Regions from separate parts of the Homo sapiens genome. Here region 2 is linked to region 1. A link is a contact called in ENCODE Hi-C or POLR2A ChIA-PET data. All regions are on one chromosome and are shown on one strand. The core of a region is the stretch at or near the end of the contact, and the rest is flanking DNA. Distances in the headings are between cores, read along the strand shown. Region 1 overlaps USP9X (ubiquitin specific peptidase 9 X-linked). Region 2 overlaps USP9X (ubiquitin specific peptidase 9 X-linked).

Region 1 (2,884 bases), core at 297-2,796:
TTTTATAGTTTCTGGTCTTACATTTAAGTTTTTAACCCATCTTGAGTTTATTTTTACATATGATGAATAATAGGGGTTTAGTTTCATTTTTCTGCATATGTATATTCTGTTTTTGCAACACCATTTTTATTCAAGAGATTGCCTTTTCCCCCAATGTGTGTTCTTGGCACCTTTGTTGAAAATCAGTTGTTTCTGATTATGTGGATTTATTTCTGGGTTCTCTATTCTGTTCAATTGATCTGTGTCTATTTTTGTGTCAATACCATGCTGTTTTGGTTACTATTGCTCTATAGTAAATTTTGAAGTCAAGTAGCTGATGCCTTCAGCTTTGTTCTTCTTACTCAAGATTGATTCGGCTATTTGGAGTCTTTTGTAGTTCCATATGAATTTTAGGAGTGTTTTTTGTATTTTTTTGTTTTACCTTGCAGATTCACCTCAAAGGATGTTTTTTCTATTTCTGTGAAGAATATAATTGGTATTTTAATAGAGATTGCATCAATCTGTAGATTGCTTTGGGTAATATGGACATTTTAACAATATTTGTTCTTCCAACCCATGAACATAGAATATTTTTCCATTTATTTGTGTCCTGTGTTCGTTCTTTCATCAGTTTTTTTTGTAGTGATCTTTCTCCTCCTTGCTTAAATTTATTCCTAGGCATCTTATATTTTTGTAGCTATTGTGAGATAACTTTCTTGATTTCTCTTTCAGATAGTTTGCTATTGGCAAATGGAAACACTACTTAGTTTTGTATATTGATTTTTGTATCCTGCAGTTAACTAACACAGGTTCACGCTTGTACCAGTCCAGCTTCCTAGTCATCTTCCATTCCGTATTTGTATCTCTACAGCAATGAGAAATCTGAAACCTGAGGGAGTTGGAAAGGCTTCTTAATCAGTCTTCAGCCTCTGTCTTTAGGCCTTCGAATCATTTGTGCCTTCCCAAGTGTTTGTTGTTTTCATACCCTTGGCTTTTCTCAGATTTAGTGGGGCATTAATTTATAGGCACCCTCTTCTCCTTGCCTTCACAACAACTAAACCAACTTCACAACTTCAGCTAAACCAACTATCTATCCCCATCTTCACTACACCGTCAGTAATTTGTTGACAGCTGTTTAATGTGTTGCTTCCCCTTCTGTTTTTATGTTCTTTTGAGTTTATGTATTTTTATATTCATTCATTCTCATTTTAGTGGGGTTTGGGGATGAAGTACTGATAAATATAGTGCAGTACACCATATTTAGTTGACATAATTTTTAAAGCTGTCTTCTGCTTTTATTACCTCCATTTTCTAAATTAAACACCTTGTTGGGCTTCTCATCTTGCTTTGCAATTATTATGGGACAGAAGCATTTCACATTAGATTCTTAGCTAAGGCTTCTCTCAAAAGATATATTTCATTCTTGTCTGTTACATCGTTTAGAATTTACATAGTTTCATTTGTTAGTATTTCAGTAATAGTCCTTGCAGTGCTTTACTGCAGATTCAACCTTCACAACATACTGTAAAAACACAAACCCACCACTGAATCCTTGATCTTGTGATTGGCGCTTAATGCCACCAGATGGCGAGCATGAGCTCTTGTCAGACAGTTAAGGCAAGAAACTTGAAGTGGGTGCTTTCTTCATGTTTTATATAATGAAACTAGAATACCTAAATTTGAAACAGCCAGCTTTTGAAAAAGCTGGTAATGGTTGTATTGCAGCAGAAAATCATAGGCTTTGGACTCAAATGGACTTGAGTTCCAATCCTGCTTCTAATTGCTACTCTATGGCGTTAAACATAAGTTTCATAGTTTATTAGAGCTTCCTTATCCTTAGAACTGGGATAATGATAACTTTTTTGTGTAATTGCAGGGATTAAATGAAACAATGTATGGAAAACCCCTAGCCTAGGGACTGGCACTTAGTATTCATTAAACATTAAACCACTCTCTGTCACTTCCTTTTCTTAGAGCTCCTGCTTCCTTTCTTATTTAAGAGTTTGTGTCTAAAACGTGGTAATACAATCTTTTGTAAAAGTCTGTTGTAAGCTCTTAGCACTGATAAACTCAACTTAAACCACACATCATCTCTATAAGGTATAGTTAATGACTAGGAAAAAAGCTAATGATTCTCTCTTTCCCCTCCATTTAAAATACATCCAAGAGTGCACAAATGCTAAATGATCACCCAAATGTTACACTTCTTTTCATTCTGAATCTTTGCCTGAAGCCAAGTGCCCATGTTATGATTTGCTGTTAAACTTAAAACTTCTGCAGTCCTCTCTATATGTAATACCATCTTTTGTAAAAGTCTGTTGTAAGCTCTTAGCACTGATAAACCACACAACATACCTATAAGGAAATTATTAATTTTATCTGTATTTTAAAGACGGAGAAACTGAAGCACAGAGAGATTGTTAATTCACCTGGGACACATAGCTTAAATGCTATTTCTCATTTCTTTTTTTTTTTTTTTTTTTTTAAAGAGAGAGGGCCTTACTCTGTGTCCCAGGCTAGAGTGCAGCAGCATGATCCTAGCTCACTGTAACCTCAAACTCCTGGCCTCAAGTGAGGCTCCTGCCTAAGAGTAGCTAGGACTACAGGTACACACCACCACACCTGACTTTTTTTTTTTTTTTTTTTTTTTTTTTTTGAGATACAGAGTCTCACACTGTCGCCCAGGCTGCAATGCAGTGGCGCAGTCTCTGCTTACTGCAGCCTGTGCCTTCTGGGTTCAAGTGATTCTCCTGCCTCAGCCTCCCGAGTAGCTGGGATTACAGATGGACGCCACCACGCCCAGCTAATTTTTGTATTTTTTGTAGAGATGGGGTTTCACCATGTTGGTCAGGCTAGTCTTGAACTCCTGACCTCAAGTGATCCGCCCACCTCCGCCTCCCTGAGT
Region 2 (3,046 bases), core at 506-3,005, 63 kb before region 1:
TATTTTAATGGAAAAACAAGGGTTATAGATGTCGGTTAAACATAGAAATTTGAAAGGAAGAGAAGTAATTCCCTTTGATTGTTGGTGCATAAAACCGGAATAGGCAAAATTCACAAGTCAAGATTAATTTCCAAGTCAAGATAATTTCCATGTTTGAGCTTAAGGATGATCTATCAAATTGTTTTCTAAGAAACTCATTTCACTTTGATGTCCAGTAAAGGAAATAATCTGGTAGGGGGTTGGAGTTGCTGTTGCTTGTTTATTGTCTCTATCCCCAGTCTGTAATGTTCCACAAAAGCAGAGATATTTGATGCACTGTGTACTTCCATATATTCTCCTATGATTAGAACAATATGTGACCCATTGCAGATGCTCAGTACACAATTTTTGAATGACTAAGCTTTGAGTTTTTATTTAAACACCTTTTTTTTGGATGAAAAGAAAAATTGAGAGAAGAAAATCTTAAGTATCCTAGGATCATATGTAGAATCAGAGGATTTCAACGTGCTGTATAAAAGGAGAGAGATTCTGGAACATAGGGCAAATTTTAGCAGAGTTGGGATAATGACTGGGTAAGAAAGGATAATTCTTTGTTCTAAAAGGGATTTCTCTGGTATTAAGGCCCTGTGTGAAAGCTGCTGGAGAAATTCAGTTCTGCAAAGTTTAAAGTAAATGGTTTGCTGTTTATGGAGTACTAGATTACTTAATGCAGTCCAGCCTTTATCTAGGTAAAGGTGATGCTTTTCCCATTGTGGAAGATGTTAGGATGCTAAGTTTGAATATGAAAATGTGTTGTGTGTTGTAGAGGCAATCAAATCACCATTTTGGTTGTATTTCCCATTGAGAAAATTAAAGATGCTTCTGTTTGTGTAATAATTTTGTTTTTATGAAATAAAGCGTAAAACTTCATGTGGTAAAATTTCACACTGTGATTCATTGTATTTGAGCATGCCTATGGAAAGTGATTGTTACTGTGTCAAATATTGAATGATTTGAATAATTACTAAGTTGTTCAGTTGTGTGTAGGATACTGCTGCTTTGACTTGGTAGAGAGCTTGTTCTAGCCCTGCTAGGTATGCCTAAATCTCTGTGACATAAAAAACAGGCTCTTTTAGAGTTGTGAGACTGCTACTTGAAATCAGGCAAAGCTGTGTGATTCCCAGCTGTTTCCACCACTTGAGTATTGAATAGGATTTATTAAGAAAAGTAGTGGTGTTATTCTTGGATAACTTAGTTGTATCTGTGATAAGTTTTTTTCTCCCACTCAAACCTTTCCAAATTATATCTGAAGGCAATATTTTCAGATTCATTCCTGAAATATTTAGGAACTCTGCACAGTACATTGTAGAAAGGGAAAAGAAAATTTACATTTTTTTGAGAATTACTGTGCTTGCTATTTGTGAGACTCCTTTTATTAAAGCAATTCTCATGGCTTTCTTTTTTTTGTGTGGGTAATAGCATCTCAATTTTAAATACCTGGAAAAAGAATGAGAGAGGTTGTTACTTTCTTTTTAAGATAGGCAGATTGTAAGTGACAGAAGTTGGATTTTGAATGAGTTATGTTTGAATCCAGAAATTATTTTTAATTGCTCCATGCCTATTTCCTGCTCTTTATCTTGCATCTTAGTGTGCTGAGGGAAAGGGATCAAATTCTTATGTGGTAGTAGAGAGATGCAGCAGAGTATGCTATGCTGAGACCTGACATACCTGCTCAGCAATACCGGAAATATAGAAATGAGGACAGCTTGTCGGGTAGAAGAAACAGAAACCAAGAGCTAGAAAGGCGAGACTATATAAGAGATAGGGATAGCAAGCAGCTTGAGGCTTTTGCTGATTGAGTGTCCTGTCATAAGCAGAAGATGATTTAGTTCTGTGGTCTTAGAGAAAGGTGTTTTGAGAGAGGAGTTTCACACTGCCGCTTTTCCCATTTATCTTAGTTATTTTGTTTAAAGGGATAGTCCCTTAGTTATCCACATGATACTTTTGTCTAGAATAATTTATACCATGACTTTTGCCAGATATTTCTGATTTGTGTATAGATGGTTACTGAATTCATATAGATGGAAGGATATTGTGCATAAAAATATGAGAATATAATTTTGAGGTATTTTAGCTCAAATGATCTCCAAATGCTAAAAGAACTGCAAGGTAAGGGAACAGTGAGTACTCTATATATACAATTTTACTGTGGGAAAATATACATAAAATTTACCATTCTAACCTTTTTTTTTTCTTCTTCTTTTTTTTTTTTTTTTGAGACGGAGTTTTGCTCTGTTGCCCAGGCTGGAGTGCAGTGGTGCGACCTCGGCTCACTGCAAGCTCTGCCTCCTGGGTTCACGCCATTCTCCTGCCTCAGCCTCCCGAGTAGCTGGGACTACAGGCGCCCGCTATTGTATGTTTATTAGAGGTGGGGTTTCACCGTGTTAGCCAGGATGGTCTCAATCTCCTGACCTCGTGATCCGCACACCTTGGCCTCCAGAAGTGCTGAGATTACAGGCATGAGCCACCACGCCCGGCCCTTTTTTCTTCTTTTTTGAGACGGAGTCTCACTCTGTCATCCAGGCTGGAGTTCAGTGGCACCACCTCGGCTCACTGCAACCTCTGCCTTCCGGATTCAAGCGATTCTCCTGCCACAGCCTTCCGAGTAGCTGGGATTACAGGTGTGCGCCACCACGCCCAGCTAATTTTTGTATTTTTAGCAGAGACAAGTTTCACCATGTTGGTCAGGCTGGTCTTGAACTCCTGATTTCAGGTGATCCACCTGCCTCAGCCTCCCAAAGTGCTGGGATTACAGGCGTGAAACACCGTGCTCGGCTGATTTTAACCATTTTTAAGTTTGCAGTTCAGTGGCATTAAGTACATTCACATTGTGGGATGCTTACCATCATCCATTTCCAGAACTTCTCTTCTTTCCAAACTGAAGCGCTGTACCCCTTAAGCAATAACTCCCCATCCCCCCAGCCCCTGGCAACCATCATTCTACTTTCTGTTTCTGCAAGCGTGACTAATCTGGGTACCCGTGTACTTGGAATTATGCAGTATTGTT

The links. Hi-C counts contacts between places; a loop is a spot of excess contacts on that map. ChIA-PET counts read pairs that join two places held with the same protein, here RNA polymerase II (POLR2A). Pooled maps may share reads with other maps.
Region 2: a loop to region 1 is called in a map with no recorded cell type, with 6 times the contacts of the local background. The contact joins two enhancer-like sites. A Hi-C loop is called at or near these places in 2 of 37 single-sample maps with no recorded cell type and 7 of 50 pooled maps. POLR2A ChIA-PET finds 5 or more read pairs at or near these places in 6 of 52 experiments (B cell, GM10248, GM12878 and 3 more).

The regions. Positions count from the first base shown.
Region 1 is chrX:41,178,830-41,181,713 of GRCh38, forward strand. The region is part of intron 21 of USP9X (ubiquitin specific peptidase 9 X-linked); the gene reads left to right. Among named protein-coding and RNA genes, the nearest start is that of USP9X, 95 kb to the left of the region's middle. Within about 2 kb of position 1,547, at least 3 of the 41 ENCODE cell types and tissues checked have a DNase peak (open chromatin) inside an H3K27ac peak, as active enhancers do; they include B cell, where a contact is called at or near this core.
Region 2 is chrX:41,115,341-41,118,386 of GRCh38, forward strand. All of the region lies in intron 1 of USP9X (ubiquitin specific peptidase 9 X-linked), which reads left to right. Among named protein-coding and RNA genes, the nearest start is that of USP9X, 31 kb to the left of the region's middle. RefSeq lists an enhancer at 1,703-1,762. Within about 2 kb of position 1,756, at least 2 of the 41 ENCODE cell types and tissues checked have a DNase peak (open chromatin) inside an H3K27ac peak, as active enhancers do; they include B cell, where a contact is called at or near this core.